2 separate regions of the Mus musculus genome follow, and region 1 is linked to region 2. A link is a contact called in ENCODE Hi-C or POLR2A ChIA-PET data. All regions are on one chromosome and are shown on one strand. The core of a region is the stretch at or near the end of the contact, and the rest is flanking DNA. Distances in the headings are between cores, read along the strand shown. Region 1 holds the start of 1700030C12Rik (RIKEN cDNA 1700030C12 gene). Region 2 holds the start of Commd1 (COMM domain containing 1).

Evidence for each region. A loop is a pair of places that touch in the nucleus more often than their neighbours do. ChIA-PET counts read pairs that join two places held with the same protein, here RNA polymerase II (POLR2A).
Region 1: a loop to region 2 is called in a map of heart, with 3 times the contacts of the local background. The contact joins the promoter of 1700030C12Rik here to the promoter of Commd1 in region 2. A Hi-C loop is called at or near these places in 9 of 37 maps with a recorded cell type or tissue (gastrocnemius, heart, left cerebral cortex and 2 more). POLR2A ChIA-PET finds 5 or more read pairs at or near these places in 2 of 5 experiments (Patski and embryonic stem cell).

Annotation. Positions count from the first base shown.
Region 1 is chr11:23,495,685-23,499,784 of GRCm38, forward strand. It overlaps 1700030C12Rik (RIKEN cDNA 1700030C12 gene), which reads left to right and starts at 2,077. Exons shown (of 3, transcript NR_166706.1): 1 at 2,077-2,227; 2 at 2,778-2,901; 3 at 3,702-3,979. Ahsa2 (AHA1, activator of heat shock protein ATPase 2) reads right to left here and starts at 2,355. Exons shown (of 9, transcript NM_172391.4): 1 at 2,091-2,355; 2 at 1,007-1,197. The coding sequence starts at 2,170.
Region 2 is chr11:22,979,441-22,983,538 of GRCm38, forward strand. It overlaps Commd1 (COMM domain containing 1), which reads right to left and starts at 2,844. Exons shown (of 3, transcript NM_144514.2): 1 at 2,639-2,844. The coding sequence starts at 2,815.

The DNA of each region.
Region 1 (4,100 bases), core at 827-3,326, 520 kb after region 2:
TTGTGAAATGGGATCTTTTTATTGTGGCCCAAGCTAGTCTTAACTTGCAGGGAACTTAGTAGGACTGCTTTGATGTTTGACACCTCCCTGACTCAGAGGCCAAGGAAGGCTCAGTGAGCTTCATCTTAACAAACTACACAGAAAGTAGCCAACTCTAGGCAGACACCCGAGTTCTTAACACAATACGGTCGGTCTTCCATACCCACATCTCTCCTTGTTCTCTCCCTTTCCCTATGATTGACCTTTGGTCATGTCAACAAGTATTGAACCATAAGCTAAGTACCACGTGTCTTGGTAAAGTCAAGACAACTATGAACAAAAAGGTCCATCAACAGGTAAAGAGATAAAATGTGCTCTGTCCACACAATGCACATAAAAACAGCATAAAGTACTAAAACATGGTACAAGGTGGAATGAAAGCAGAGAGTTTTATGTATGACAGGATTCTATCTATATGGATTGTCCAAAGAACCCAATCTTAGGATAAAGTCCCCAAGGGAGGGCTGACAAGATGGCTCAATGGATAAGGAACTTACTGCTGGGGCCTAGTGACTTGAATTAAATTCCTGTGTCCTTGCACCTCACATGCCCACCATGGCACACATGCCCACACACATAATAGAATTAAGACAACAAAGATAAGCTAGCAAGAGGCAAAAGCACTTGCTACCAACCAACTCTGCCTTCTACACGTGCTACGACACCCAAGTATGTGCGCACACACACAGAAATAATTTTTTAAGTTTTGAAATAATTAAACATTTTTAAGGGAAGCAGGCATCTGTGGAGGAAGGGTGGCAGGTGGCAGCTGCATTAAGGCCCTAGTCACAGATGCTGGTAAAAGGGCTTAACTGAGAAAGAACTGCCCCTCAGGCATCTAGAGTAGTGAAGTGCAGCTTTCAGAACATAGCAACACCAAGCACATCCGAACATCAGCTACTGCTACTAAACGTTAAGACTGTACACAGGGTGTCCCCAACCTGCCTCTTGCCAGGACCCCCATTACCTTTCCAGGCCAGCTTGATGTTCCACTCATAGAAGAAAATAAGCTTCCCTTTGCGGCTGTTACATGAAGCCTCACCTTCCACCTGTTTCAACTCACTGATCTCACATCGGCCAGCCTCATTCTCCATAGCAATGCCAACCAGGAGCTCTCGGAGCTTCCCCTTGGACCAAATGGTGGCATCCCGCTCTGTCCTGCCAGAGAATAGAAAGACAGGTGAATGGCCCAGCTGGTCTCCATCTGAGCAGCCAGGATGCCATCCAAACCCAGACCAGGTGAGTCCTGGTATTCAAGCAGCCTCCAACTCGCAAATGTGCTTCTCTGACGAGGTTTCTACTAGGTATCTTCTAAGCCTGTTGCTCAGTTTCTTAAGACACTATTATTCACCATATAATAATGGGTAATCTTAAAAACAATGGCCCCGGGGAAAAGGGTCCAGCAATCTCCACCCCAGGAAATGGATTGGCTAAGCTGCGGCCACCTGTAACGGTGGTAGTCATTTAAATAGCCTTAACCACAATATCAGTTATCTGGCATTTCCATATTTATCTTATGCATTCTCTCTAATGTTCTCATCTAAGGGGACAAAGAGCAGCCTGAGACGTCAGTGTCCTAATCATAGAATCCAGCCTAGAACATAATTCTTTCAGGACAGCTAAGTCATCTTATGGTGCAGTCTGGGCTCTGCTTCCCTCAGCTTTCCCCAATGCCCGCCAAAGAGGCAGACATCTCCCGGTATTCCTGAGACACAAAGGGGGGCAGATAACTAGTGCAAACTGAGACAAAGCAAAGAAAGTGAGATCCAAGTCCCTGCCTTCCTACTGCACACGGACACAGCACCGTCGGCGCACGCACGCGCACTACGCATCTCAAGGCCGAGGATGGCTGGGTGAGGGGCGACCGAGGCACAGCTGTCCGGTAGGGTGAGACAGAAGTCCCTTCTGGAGCTCGCCCAACTTCAGGAGGAGCCTGAAGCCGTAGGACCAGCGCAGTTAGGAACCGTCTCCCGCCACGGGCAGCCGTGCTGCGGCGCCGCGCGGCCCTCCCAGGAGCCCGCCCGCCTGCTCGCGCCCGGGGCCCACCGCACCAGTGCCAGTTGTTCACGTTGGTCCCGTCCTCCCGCTCCTCCACGATCCAGCGCGGGTCCCCCTGGCCCCACTTGGCCATGGCGGCGCTGACGACGACGGCCCTGGTAGCGGGAGCGCGCGGGTTTCCGGCCAGAAGGTCTGTGAGCCGATCGCCCGCAGCTCCCAGAAAGTGCCAGAAGTCCCCGCCCCGGGCCGCCCCGGCCACAGCCTGCCCCGCCCCCCGCTGTCCGCTCCCCGCAGCCAGCTCCACCCCACATCGACTCTGCCCCAAGCCCGGTTACGCCCCCAATATGCCACACCTCTGGGCGCCGCCCTCTGCAGGCTTCTCCCCCACCCCACCCCCGACTTCGCCCCGCCTCTCTGCCCTAAGACCCCGCCCTATGCCTCCTGGCGCTGTCTTCTGCTAGGCTCCTCCCCGACTTCGCCCCGCCCCCCGGTCCTAAGGCTCCGCCCTGGCCCTAGCCCTCCGCTTTGTAACCCCTGGTTCGCCTTGTTCTTGCCGCTGGCTCCTGCTGCCCAGCGAGGCTTCTGGCCAGGGCTTTCTACGAACGACCGAGACTCCGCCCAGGGCTCGTACCAGAGCGGGTTGTCCATTTTCTGAGGCCCTTGGGATGGGAGCTGCGCAGGTCCCTAAGCAGAGGCCCGCGAGGGTTTACTGAAAGAATGCTTTTTTTTTTTCCATGCAGTGATCCTCTAGAGACAAAAGATCGTGCTTGCAAGTGCCTGGGATTGTGGATACAGTTACAATAAGGGTTTATTAATTCTTTCCATCGTTTTTCACCTTCTAGCAAAAACTGAAGCCACCATCTGGAAAGTGTTTCTTAGGAGATTATTTTAACAAATAAAATAGGTAGTTCAATGGGAGATGGGGAAGGACCTGGCTGCTCTGTGCACTTGCCATTCAGTGGTCTGCTTATCAGCAAAACAAGCTGAAAGGGCTATGGTGTTTATTGGAGCTATTGCATTTCGATGTGTTCTTCGAGAAGTTACATCATTCAAACTGCTGAAGCAATGCTGTGACCCCCCCCCCCAAATCAAACGGCATTGTTAGTTCAACTGATCATACCAAAGGCACAGCTGACAGAAGGCAAGACTCTAGCGATGATTGGCGTGTACTTTGTGTGCCTACTTTTCATCCAGTTCTTCTGTTTGCTCCTGATAAAACATTTCATGATAAGATTTAGATATGTTCATTTGAACCTGACAGAAAATAAGACTTCTGAGGGTAGAAGCTGCTACAATCACTAAAATGTATAAATACCAAAATATACAAGAACTACTCCCAGTAGAAATAAATTTACTGGAATGTAACTCGATTGTGAGTCTAGGAGACCAATGGACCCTGAAGCACTCTTCAGATCTGCGATTTAAAAATGACCTCCAATAAGACATTGCAAAAATGGGAAAGAAACAATGGAAAAAGTAAAAGAGTGGGGAAGGTGGCCCCGAAAGAAACTGTCCTAGAAAAAGTACTGGGTCAATAGCTAGTGAACAAAACCATGGTGTTCCCACACCCCCTGGGGGGGGCATTTATAGACCATAACAATAATTGAGACATTTAAGCAATTTCAGATGTCCAAAGTTAATTGAAGCTTTCTTTAATTTTCAAGAAATGATAAAACAATGGAAAAAGAAAATCCTTGCCTGGCAGTGAGTCTGAAGACAGCTGATCAAAGGGGAAGAAGTCCAGCCACAGATGGAAGAGAGATGACCTGGACAGTGGGCTGCAGTGGGAAGGAAGCCATGATTTCAGGACATGAAAAGTGGAGTCACACGAGGCTCACTGGGTGCTGGTGGGAGGCAGAGGGGTGTACCCTTAAACTGTAATTGTTTGGTGTAAACAGACTGAATTTGTGTCCTTCTCCAAAACATGGGCTTGATAATTGTGCTTTTAGTTTTTTTTTTTTTTTGGTTTTTCAAGACAGGGTTTCTCTGTGTAGTCCTGGCTGACCTGGAACTCACTCTGTAGACCAAGCCGGCCTCAAACTCAGAAATCTGCCTGCCTCTGC
Region 2 (4,098 bases), core at 1,594-4,093:
ACCACAAGTGACTCCTCCCATTGCATGAGGCAATTCCAGTCAATTTCTGTGAAGTAATTGCATTTTTTTTCTCGTATTCAAATATTGTAAGAAAAATTAGGTAGTGGTGTTGCCTTTGATCTCAGCATTGGGAGCCACAGGCAGGTGGATCTTCAAGGCCAGCCTGATCTATAGTGTAAGCTCCAGGATAGCCAGGGCTACATACAGACCTGTCTTGAGAACATGATAAAATAAATGTAATAAATAAAAGAATAAGGATTTTTAGTAGCAAGTTAAAATTTAACAGGAACTTTAAATAGTGTGGTTTTAGGCTGTTTAGACAGTTGAAACTACACAGTGAAACACTGTCTTGAAAACCAACAAAAAAGTAGACACATTAAATTTGCCGCCTCATCTGTGTGCGCTTGGATGTAAGAGATCAACAGCAAGCGTCCTCAGTGGTACTCCCACTTACATGTAAATGGGTACATGTGCTGTGGGGGCAAGAAGTTGAATTCAGGCATCCTGCTTTACCACTCTCCAGCTTTTTCTTTAAAAAAAAAAAAAAAAAGTGATTGTGTAGGCCAGGGGATAAGTTGCCACAGTTAATTCTCTCTTTCTCCCATGTGGGTTCCAGGGACTTCGATTGTCAAGCTTAACAGCAAGTGGCTTCACCTGCTAAGCTCTCGCTGGCCCGCAACCCTATTTTTAAATTCTAGCACAAGGTCTCACGGAACCCAGAGCTCACTAATTGGCTAGGCTGGCCGACTGGCCAGTGAAGTCTAAACATCTGCCTTTTTCCACCTCACAAATGCCGGGTTCCAAACATGCCTGTCATTTATCTGAGAACCGGGATCCAACTCAGGGCTTCCTACTCTCACGGCAAGCGTTTTCCTAGGGAGTTGCCTCCCTCACCATCCACTTCACCTTTTAAAGGTGTATTGATTTTTATTTTATGTGTATGAGTGGCCTGCCTGCATATATATAAGTGCACTGTATGAGTAGCTGAGGCCATGAAGACCAGAAGGTGCTAGATCTAGAACTGGAGTGACAGACTAGAGTAAGCTGCCACATGGCTTGTAATCAGAATTAATACAGTGGTCATTAGCCACATATGGCCACTTTAACCATTTCGAATGTGGCTAGTTGCAACTAAAATGTTTTAAATGTAAAATGCACATCATATTTTAAAGACTTTGTGAAGGAGCTGGAGAGATGGCTCAGCAGTTAAGTGTACTGGCCATTCTTTCAGAGAATTCAGATTCAATTCCCAGCATCCCCATGACAGATCACCACTGTCTGTAACGCCAGCATCAGAAGTTCCAACACATTCAGAGATACACATGCAGGCAAAACTTCAATACACAGAAAATAAAGACTTTGTGAAAACAATACATTGAATAGTAATTACATAAATGATAGATACCTTGAATACACTTTAGTTATAACAGCTTACCCAAGGGGAAAAAAAAAAAAAAGTCACAGGAACCAGCTGCCAGCTGGGCAGATAGCTCAATTAGGGCCTGGTTCTGATTCTCCAGCACCCATGAAAAGGCTGGGCATGGTCCCCTATTTCTGTAACCCAAGCTCTGGGAGAGCAAATACAAGCAGATCTCTTGAGTTCTTGGCTGCTCTAGCCAGTCAGTGAGACTGGATTCCAGGTACAGTGAGAGAGAGACTCTGTCTGGAAAGATAGGTAGAGAGTGATAGTGCAAGGTATCCCCCCACACGCCACCCCCCACACAGAGTGAGATAGTGCAAGGTACCCCACCCCATGCCACCCACACACACAGAGGTCACAGCAGGAGATGGTGGTAGCTGCTTGAAATTCTAACACTTGGGAAGTGGAAGGTGGATCAACTACACGTGAGTTCAAGGCTAGTCTGGGCTACAAGAGATCCTATCTCAAACCCCAGGTGGAATGGGGGACTGGAGAGACTGCTTAGAAGAGCCCTAATAATGCTCTTGAGGAAGACCCGGGTTTCCAGCACCCATGTGGTGGCCTATAACCGTTCCAACCACCAGTGCACATGCAGGCACCGCACCCATACACATAAAATAAAAATAAATCTTTTTAGTTAATTTCACCTGTTATGTTGCCCTCTAATAGTTTTCATGAGACAGTCTGATGTATACTTCGTTCCATTTGGAAATCATAGAGTCGACTGCTTTAATGGTGTTTACTCCAGTTAATCAATCCTTTATCTCACCAACCACCTCATGCTAACGCTCCCCAACTTCCACAACCCAGGAAAGCTGGCAAGCACGCTCTCGCTCTCTTTAAACAAGGGTCTCACCACATTGCCCTGACTGCCCTGGAACTCTGTGCAACAGGCTGGCCTCGAACTCACACAACTCTCTGCCAGCCTCTGCCTCTCCAAGTGCACAGATTAAAGGAGTGCACTACAACGCCCGGTGCAACATCAAAGTCCGAGGCGAAAAAAACTCGAAACTTATCTATACTACAGACACAGAAAGTCTTGAGGGAGAGAAAAAAAAATCAATGTTTTCACCGTTATGTGTCCCTAAAACAAGGGCGCAACAGAGCGACCTCCACGGCTCAGGAGGGTCGCTGAGCGCCCAAAGACAGCAGCACCCGAGGCTGGGGGCGGGCCTGAGGCTGCGAGGAGGGCAGGGCTGCTCGGCGGAACCACCGTACCTTGAGAAGTCCTCTCATCTTCGCCAGGAAGGGGCGGAACTCCTCCGGTGGCACTTCCGGATAGAGTTGGCTGTGCAGCAGCTCCTCCGTGACACCCGAGTGTCCGTGAAAGGCGTTCTGCGCTAGGCCGCTCAGCAGCCCGCTCAGGGACTTGCCACCCTCCAGATCGCCCGCCATGGCTAAGGAGGGCCTGCCGCCCAGCGGCTGAGCTCCGGTCCGCTACGGGGGCCGAGAAGGGCCATAAAAGCTGGCAAAGGCAGCCACGGAACGCGATGCCGGGTTCCTCCACTAGTCGATATAAACAGTTCTCTCGTTTGCTCTGCCACACACATCCACTACTTCCACCACAGCCAAATCCACTCAGTTTCCTTTAGAGTCACTGTGTTTTTGTTGTTTCCTTCTTCACTCCGATGTGCAAATGCGCACTCAAAGGAACGATCGCTGGCTGGAGATACCTAACTGTAACTCCGTAAGAATGCCACCTTAATTCTTCGATGGCTGTATCTCATTCTACAGCTTGCAATTAAATGAGCAGTGCCTACTACTCAGTTCTAAGCTCTATAATCTTTTCCCCACGCCCCCCAAATGTAGCTACTTCATGAGGACATGATCTCTTTGCTTGCATTAATTCCTTTGTGTATACCCGTACGTTGTCTTTCTAGCCATTATCAGTAGTCTGGTCTCCATTTCTATAACCACTATTTTTCAAAGCCTTATTTTCATTCTTAAAGTGGAATCGCATTAGTAAATACTTATCTACATAATTACCCAAAAAAAAACCCTTACTTATATTCAGCTATAATAAGCGTGTAGCATGATACTATAATATAGGTGAACCTTTAAAATGTGCTAAATGAGGGCTGGACAGATTCAATGGTTAAGAATGTATACTATTCCTGTAGCGGACCAAAGTTCAGTTTCCAGCACTCGCTTTAGGCGACTTACAACCTCCTGTAACTCCAACCTCAGAAATTGAAAGCTTCCACCAGCAATGTACTCATGTGCACAGACAGGCCTACATAATTAAAAAGAAAAAAAGAAAAAAAATGCGTGAAACGAATGAAGCCAGACATGAAAGACAACTGGACAATCTTATTTACTGCTAAATTAAGCAAATCCATACAAAAATCCAGTTGTCAAGGACTGAAGGAGGGAAGAATAGGAAATGACATAATGGGTACAAAGTCTGTTTTCAGATGATGAAAATGCCTATGAGCAGCCACTGGTGATAACTACACGGCTTTGTCCTTTACCAAAGCACAGTGAATTGTATACACTAAAAGACAGTTTTGCAATATGTAAATTAGCTCCCAATTGGAAAAATTAGTATAAGCTAATTGTAATTTAAAATAAAAACCCGGGCATAGTGGCACACACCTTTAATCCCTGCACTCAGGAGGCAGAGGCAGGCAGTTTTCTGAGTTCGAGGCCAGCCTGGTCTACAAGGTGAGTTCCAGGAC